Linked DNA regions of Homo sapiens: region 1 is linked to region 2. Evidence: chromatin contacts called from ENCODE Hi-C or POLR2A ChIA-PET data. All regions are on one chromosome and are shown on one strand. The core of a region is the stretch at or near the end of the contact, and the rest is flanking DNA. Distances in the headings are between cores, read along the strand shown.

What was found. A loop is a pair of places that touch in the nucleus more often than their neighbours do. ChIA-PET counts read pairs that join two places held with the same protein, here RNA polymerase II (POLR2A). Pooled maps may share reads with other maps.
Region 1: a map of posterior cingulate gyrus shows a loop between it and region 2 (14-fold over the local background). The contact joins the promoter of UNC79 here to the promoter of UBR7 in region 2. A Hi-C loop is called at or near these places in 2 of 168 maps with a recorded cell type or tissue (both posterior cingulate gyrus) and 3 of 50 pooled maps. POLR2A ChIA-PET finds 5 or more read pairs at or near these places in 1 of 52 experiments (WTC11).

Annotation. Positions count from the first base shown.
Region 1 is chr14:93,429,103-93,433,349 of GRCh38, reverse strand. UNC79 (unc-79 subunit of NALCN channel complex) reads right to left here and starts at 2,411. Exons shown (of 52, transcript NM_001395159.1): 1 at 2,299-2,411. The coding sequence starts at 2,320.
Region 2 is chr14:93,205,992-93,210,041 of GRCh38, reverse strand. UBR7 (ubiquitin protein ligase E3 component n-recognin 7) reads right to left here and starts at 2,786. Exons shown (of 11, transcript NM_175748.4): 1 at 2,601-2,786; 2 at 85-218. The coding sequence starts at 2,750. It overlaps GON7 (GON7 subunit of KEOPS complex), which reads left to right and starts at 2,977. Exons shown (of 2, transcript NM_032490.5): 1 at 2,977-3,212. The coding sequence starts at 3,005. RefSeq lists an enhancer at 2,881-3,740.

The sequences.
Region 1 (4,247 bases), core at 1,162-3,661, 220 kb before region 2:
TATTAACAGAAAAAGAAAAGAGATTCCTTAATTACCTTCATTCTAAATACAGATATCTAAAAACATCCATAGCATCCTTAACCTTTCCACAGCCTACTCCCATTTACCTCCTTTGCCCTCCAAACCCTTAAGACTAAAGCAAAGATAGCTCCTACTACAATTCCTTACTTTAAAGATGGAAACTCTGAGGCACAAAACTATTAAGTTAATTGCCCCGTGTCTCACAATTAATCAGAAGGACATACAAAGCTCAAGTCCACATGTTCTAGCTCCAGATATGGTGTCCTTTTCATCCTCTACAGATGAAAAAAATCTGTTTCACTAACACGTCTAAAATAGCTACTTAAGTCCACTAATTGCTCTACAGAATCAAGTCCATAGATAGATTTTATTCATTGCCCAGGAAAGAGACAAGACAAAGCATCCAGTCCATTTCAAAATGTAACAAGGAAGAGAAAACACAGGAAGAGGACAGTAATACTCACTGGCTTTAGCCTGAAATTACTTACGTAATATGTAACTACACAATCAAATGACAGGTGGTGTTTTTTCCTTTAAAAACCATACTATAATAAAACCACTTGGCTTTATTATAATATCAGGATGTGATATTCTCAAGTGGGAGGTTCTACATGGACTCAAACTATGTTACCATTCCTCAAAACAGAATGCACCCAATTTTTTTCAAAAACCTCTGTAAAAGCAAAACTTAATTTTGAATGTAGATTTAACTTTCAGAAACATGCAAAAAAAATCACAAGAGAGCTTCCTAACTATTTAGAGGAGATGGACTATTTAAAAGTGGGCAATGCTTGTCATTATCATAGCCATCATTTATTGAGTACATTCTATGTGCTAGGCTCATTACTAAACCTTTTATATGTATTCTCTCATTCCCCACAACAACCCCATCAGCATGATTAGCCCAGGTTTACAGATGAGGAAATAAAGTTCAGAGAGGTCAATTATCTTGCCCAAGGTCAAACAGTAGCAAAACTAAGATTGAAACTCAGATCTTCCGGATTCCAAAAAAACATAAAGAAGTAAAAGCACTGGGTGGTAGGTGGGCATGCACAATTTCTAATGAACCATCAATCTGAGAATTCTATAAGCCTTCAGTTTATTTAATTTATCTGGTGAATAAATGACATACTGCATTTTATCATATATAAGATATTGCCCTCAAATAATGAGACTACTGTTTTGTGTGTCTCAAAAACCGGCTTTAGTAGCCATTCCAAAGAAGAATTACAAAGACTTTTAAGTAGTGACAGCATTATCCATATAACGTGTACTGCTTTGGAAGAAAGGAGTCAATCTAGGTGAATAAGTTCTGGTATATTGTTAAAAATTCAAACTTACTGCTTAATAAAAACGTCTTTTATTTACAATCTGAAGTTTAAGCTCCTGAATCCCTCAAGCCCTCAAGTGTACTCGGAAAAAGGCTTCACATTGATCAACCTACCAAGCACACACCGAAGGCCTACTAGTGCGCACTGCAATAAGACAGACTATGGGAACCATATTAGAAACTTACTCCATCCACAAGGAGTTAGCAGGTTGCTTCCAACCACGCACACAGTCAGTCATTACTGGGACAACCAAAATCCTCCGGTGCTATGGGCTGCCCTACAAAGGAAGCCTGCTCTTTGGAACAATAATTAGATCAATTAGGTCATTTTCCCAGAGCTCCTTTCACTTTCTTGTAAGCACCGCATGGTTGTGGTTGGTTTTGACATTGGTGTTGGCATTAGTGAGTTAATTTTCCTCTTGCCTGGCTCCCTGCTCCCTCCCCCTTCTCTCCCTTCTTGCCTCTTCCACCCGAAGTGGAAACTGCAGACTCAAACTCCCCTATGGCTCCAGCACCAAGAACTGGGCATGCTCAGAAGGCCAGGCAGGCTTTGGTTGCAACTGACAGTTCCCCGCCCCTGATTTGCCGCTACCCCCCTTCCCCCACTCCAACAAGAGATACTGAAATGTTTATCTGAAAGATACGAGGCCTCTTTTTCCCGAGAATGACCCCATTTTAATTTCATTTCGCAGGGTCTCTGAGTCTTGAGAAACCCCCGCTGGAGCCCGAGGAAGACCGTATTATTTTTCAGCACCGGGGACAGCGCCGCGCTGCCATTAACGTCCACCCTCCCCCACCTTCTCTCTCCGCCACCCCCCACCCGCCCCAACCTCAGCCCCCACCCCCGCACCAGCACAATGCCAAGGTCTCCCAGCAGCCGCAAACGCCGCAGCTGCAATAGCTCCCAGCCGAGGCCGGGCCGGAATGCCGGGCCGGCTGCTACTTACACTGCTCCGCTTTGGTGGACATGGTGCTGTCCAGTTGGAAAGGCTTTGCCCCAAAATCTGTGTCGTGTGAGCTCCCTCGCTCCGCCAGCGATGTTGCGAGGAAAAGAGTGCATACCCCCCACCCCCCACCCCCTCGCTTTCCCCCTCCCTTAGGCCCGTGTCGCTACCATTCGGACAAAACGCACATCAAATTGCAGAATTCGGTCCCGGAAGGTTAGGAAATCGCCCCCGGAGAAATGGGTGGGATTTAATAGGCGGCCAAAGGCTTCCTGTCCGTCCCCTCCTGGAGCTGCCCGCGTTGATGTGGGCGGGGAGACCGAAAGGAGAGAGCAGGCTGCGGCTCCTGGTGAAATGGGAAAATGGGCTCGACCGGGGGAGGAGTATTTCCATTCATAAGGCGCACGGAGGGGACGGGTGTTTCCCAGAGAAAAGCCTCTTAAAGCGCCGGAGTCCCCGACCATTTGGATCTCCCATTGGCGTTCTCCGGGCCTGTAAATCCTGCTCCCGGAGCAGCCCCCGGAGCCTCAGCAGGGTGACCAGAGAGGGACCCAGGTGCGTCCCACGCTTCGTCTCAACCTCGGGGAGGAAGGAGAGGGAGGCGGATCCGGGGCGGGCTGGAGCGCCGGGGCCGGAGGGCGCGAGGATGTTCCTGAGGACCGCGAGGAAGAAAATGCAGGAGGAACCCTCAGCATGGCTTCCCTGTGCGCTGCGGTCCCTGCCCTCGCCTCCCCTCTGCGATGGGCTCTCCTGCTGATGATTGGGGATGGGAGGTCCCACTGCCAGGGGGCTGTGACAAGACTTTAGAAGTTGGGGCTGAAGGAAGGAGGAGATGTCCACGGATGGTGAAGCTGGAAGGGCCACAGAAAAGGAAGATGAAAGACTGAAGACAGGAAGACCCCAGGTGTGCTCCCTTGCAGCCATCCCAGCTGGACAGGGACACATTAGGAAGCCCCTCGACTGGAAAACCGAAGGCAGCGGGAAAGGAAGGCAATAGACGAGGGCATCGTGCATATTAATAGGAAGATATCCAAAGAATCCACTACAGAATGGAGAGACACTTGGAGTCGGGAAGAACCAGATTCAAGACCCACTTTTACCACTTACTCACTCAAGGACCATCTTCTAATCTCCCTACACCTCCGGTTCTTTATCTGTAAAATGGGAACATTAAAACCTTGCCCTGTCACCTGAAGAGTTACTGGGCAGATCGAATGGATGCGCAAGTCCTTGTAAACTAAAAGTACGGCACAATCCCCAACCATTATGTCCATTCTTCATTCAAATAGTTTAATTTGTTAAAGCTGAGGGGCATGGTCATAGCAGGTTAATTTAGTAAAAGTTACAGGAACAAAACGGTAAGTGTTGACAATGACTTTTAATGCTGATAAATCAATGTTTTCCACCTCAGAGAATAAAAGATCCTATTTAGGGAAAGAATTTTAAATTCTGTGTAATATATCAAACTATTCAGGTGAAATCTTGGACAATTAAGAAAAATATTATGAACAAACATCAAGGAAAGATGCTTCTGAGTAGCAAATAAAAAAATCTACAAATAACAGGGAAACTGCCCATAATGATGCACACACAGCACTCAAGTTTCATGGTATTTGCAAAAATGTTCATAAAGGGTTAGTGAATTGGCTCTTTGGGTTGCATATGTGATTGGACTCTGACATCCTGCTGATTGGCAGGTTGCTCTGGCTAATCAGCTATCATTCCATGTCATTGTTCATTCCCAAAACCACATCCCAAAGAGAAGTTCCATTTATTAGTAAAAGATAAATGATTATGTGAAGCATGATGCCAAAGAGTTCGTTCTGAGTAAAAAGAAATTGGAATCATTCTAAAGAAAATATGAATATAATGAACATTCCTGAGAAGATGACAAACACTTTGTATGACTAAAAGAAAGCTCAATGGGTTATTCAGAAAATTCTTGGAAGCCT
Region 2 (4,050 bases), core at 1,537-4,036:
AAAAAACAAGATTAGGAAAAAGTGTAGATGGGAAAGAATCTATACTTCAAAAGCATTTAGTAACAATCTCTTGACTATGTTTACCTTTTTGTGTATAGCTCAAATAGTTTGTGACTTCCATGACATTCATAACTGCAAGCTAAACAAATTCCTGCTGGTTCTTCTCCCTCTGGGGTGCAGGTACTACAGGCATATAGTGCTTGTCTCTTTACTGAGCCCTGAAAGCCCCCAAAATGGAAAAGAGAATTAATGTAGTAGCATGGTTTACCTAATACCCACACTAGGAACTGAAAAATAATTAAAATCAGATTATCTGTGGTCAAGATCTTTCTGTAAAAACCATTAAGACTAAAAAGTTTACACAACAGAGCATCAACCAAAACACAGTTGCGTTGCAAGTTTCATTTTTATACTAGTGCTTTTTTTCATGCAAGCACTTTTTTCTTTCTTCCTTATTTATTTTTTGCAGAGATAAGGTCTTGCTATGTTGCCCAGGCTGGTCTCAAACTCCTGGGCTCAAGCAATTCTCTGCCTTGGCCTTCCAAAGTGCTGGGATTACAAGCATTAGCCACGACACAAGCCAGCACTTCTTTCTTAAAGTGATAGGAAGTCTGAATTTGTCAATCAGCTGTGAATAAATGGATCTGTTTAATCATTTTAATATGTGAAAACACAGGAGCATATGTACAGGTTTATGTAAGTAACATCACACTTTCATCCTGGAAAATGTTTGTAAATCTACCAAAGAAAGAATCAACACATGCAAAGAATCCCTTTGATTTTTAGGAGATGCCTGCTGAAGTATTTAGAGGTATAGTGTCATCGTGTCTGCAACTTATTTTTAAATAGTTCAAAATTTTAAAACAGCAAATTTTAAGTAGAAAAGGAGATAAAACAAATGTGACAAAATGTTAAAAAGTGAATATGTAGGCTGGGCACGGTGGCTCACGCCTGTAATCCCAGCACTTTGGGAGGCCGAGGTGGGCAGATCACTTGAGGTCAGGAGTTCAAGACCAACCTGGTCAACGTGGTGAAAACCTCATCTCTAGAACACCCCATCCACTAAAAATACAAAAATTAGCTGGACGTGATGGCGGGCGCCTGTTATCCCAGCTACTTGGGAGGCTAAGACAGGAGAATCACTTGAACCCAGGAGGTGGAGGTTGCAGTGAGCAGAGATCATGACATTGCACTCCAGCCTGGGTGGCAAGAGTGAAATTCCATCTCAAAAAGAAAAAAAAAGTGAATATGTATAAGAGGTATAGTTACCTTCCTCTAGGAAGGAGGAAGATAGATAAGGAGGCTTCCGGGATGCCAGTAAGGTTCTATTTCTTTTTCTTTCTTTTTTTTTTAAAGTTCTATTCCAATAAGCCTTTTGCACTCCTAATGTTCTATTTGTTGATCTGGGTTGTGGGAACACGCACACTTTCCTTTCAAGCTGTGTACATGATTTGTGCAAATTTCCGTATTTTTTTTTTTACCACAAAGAAAATATTAAGGAATCCATTTTATAAAGGTAACTACACTTCAAAAATAGTTTACATATAGACATAACTTTTTTCTTTTTTTTTTTTTTAAGTAAAGCAGGGGAAAAATTGTTTTAGTGGTGACCAAAGGTTTTAAAATACCTGGGGCTATGTCTGGATACCAGGTTTATTCAACAATCTAGCACTTTGCAGTGTAAACTAACCTTGGTCAACAACGAGAACTGGTATTATGATCTCAGTTCATACCACATAATGAATACAAGTCTCTCCCCTCATCTCCCCAGTGTTCCAATCCACCCCTCTTCCTAGGTAACCCTTCTTCCTACCAATTCTCATCCTTTGTCAGTCTTCTTCCTACCCATCCTTTTCCATTTTTGTACCTCGAAGTGTAGGGTGAGTCACTAAACACCACATCACACCCCCTCAAACACTTGCTCACTCACAACGTCTTCCAAATGCCAAACAGATCCTTTTCTCCTCTCTCCCCTCCCTTGCCAGAGCCACTTGCTGTTCTGTTTCCGGTCTATTTCCAGGGGAGGGGGGCAGACTGCAGATAGACATGGGTACTTGCTTCATTTTGCCAAAAAAAGAAAGAAAGAAAAAGTACTAGCTAGCACTTGTCCAACTAAATTGCAGAGGAACTAGCTGTCAAGGAGCTCACCGCAAATCCCTATGGATTTGAAAATCTCTTTAACCTGACTCTCCCATTCGGTCCCTAATAAATAAATAAATAAATAATCTTAGGATGGGAAAATCAGGGACAAAGATGTCTGGATCTGAGAGGTCGCGGGGTGGTTTCGTGAAAAGCAGTGGTGCACCAAGAAGAGGCTGGAGAGGACGGACAGAGCAGCTGCTCCAGGGCCCTTCCTGGCGGGCCGGACAGAGTTGGAGACAGGGGAGAGGGGGGCCCCTGCTGGACACAGGCTGAAGGGGGCCCAGGAGGTTGGGGTTAAAAGGGAAGGGTGAGCTTGGGGTGAGGAAGCGGCAGACTAACGGCGGCCCCGGACCACCACTGGGGAGACGACTGCGGCAAGGCGGGAATAGGGACAGCCGGGCCGGGAAGGGGAGGTTCGGCGGGAGCCGGGGGAGAGGAGGCCCGGGCCGCGCGCCCACCTGAGAGTAGGAGCACTTCTCGGAGTCGCTGCCGCCCAGGACAGCGCACGCCTCATTCTCCAGCTCCTCGTCCTCCTCAAGGACGTCGACCAACGATACCACGGGCTCCAGCTCCGACTGCCGCCCAGCGGCGCCCTCGGCTCCGGCCATCCTCAACTGTCAGCCGAACAGCGGCTCGGCCCCGGCGGAGGCGGGAAAAGCGGCCGTGAGGGGCGTAGCCGGAGGAGGTGGGGCCCGAGTGCCAGGAACCAATGACAAGGAAAAAAAGCGAAGGAAGGGGGAGGAGCGACTTCCGACAAACGGATGTCACTCCTCTCCCTTCTCCCGCCTGCGCCGGACGCGGGCTGATTTCCGCCTCCGGGTGGCGCTTCCCGGTGTCGTGTTCTGGAAGCTTAGCGGTCACCATGGAGCTGCTGGGAGAGTACGTCGGGCAGGAAGGGAAGCCGCAGAAGCTGCGGGTGTCCTGTGAGGCGCCGGGTGACGGCGACCCTTTCCAGGGCCTGTTGTCTGGCGTGGCCCAGATGAAGGACATGGTAACGGAATTATTCGACCCTCTGGTACAGGGGGAAGTGCAGCACCGGGTGGCGGCGGCTCCAGACGAGGACTTGGACGGTGAGCTCTGAGACGGTGCTGCAGTGACCGGAGGACGGGGCGGGCGCCCAGGGGAAATTGGCTTGGGGAGCCCGTGTAGAGTGGCAGACTTGGACAAAGTGAGCCTCGAGGAAAGAAGAATTGCATCTAAAAATTTTTGGCGGGCTAGGCGAAGTGGGGCTCACGCCTGTAATCCCAGCACTTTGGGAGGGCGAGGCAGGAGGATCACTTGAGGTCAGGAGTTCCAGAACAGCCAGGGCAACATATCGAGACCCCGTTTCTATTATTATTTTTAAAATAATTTAAAAAATAAAAATTGTTGGCATTTATCACTATATTTATTTGGGCTGCTTCTACTCAAGCGTTTCCACAACTCATCGCTATTTCGTTTATTTCACAAAAAAACGTGTCGAATGCCTACTATTATGTGCCAAACCCTGAGCTGAGCCCTGGAGGAAGAATGAGGTGAATGCGACTCAGTTCCTGCCCTTGTGAAACACAAGGGGACTAGACAGGCAGACACTCTTATTAAAAGTGGAAGTGGTCCGGGCTGGTGGCTCACGCCTGTAATCCCTGCACTTTGGGAGACCGAGGCAGGCAGATCACGAGGTCAGGAGTTCGAGACAAGCCTGGCCAATATGGTGAAACCCTGTCTCTACTAAAAATACAAAAATTAGCTGGGCGTGGTGGCATGCTCCTGTAGTCCCAGCTACTCTACTCGGGAGGCTGAGGCAGAAGAATCGCTTGAACCCTGGAGGCAGAGGGTGCAGTGAGCCGAGATCGCGCCACTGCACTCTATCGTGGGCGACAGAGCGAGACTCCGTCTCAAAAAAAAAGAAAAAAAAAGTGAAAGTGGTTC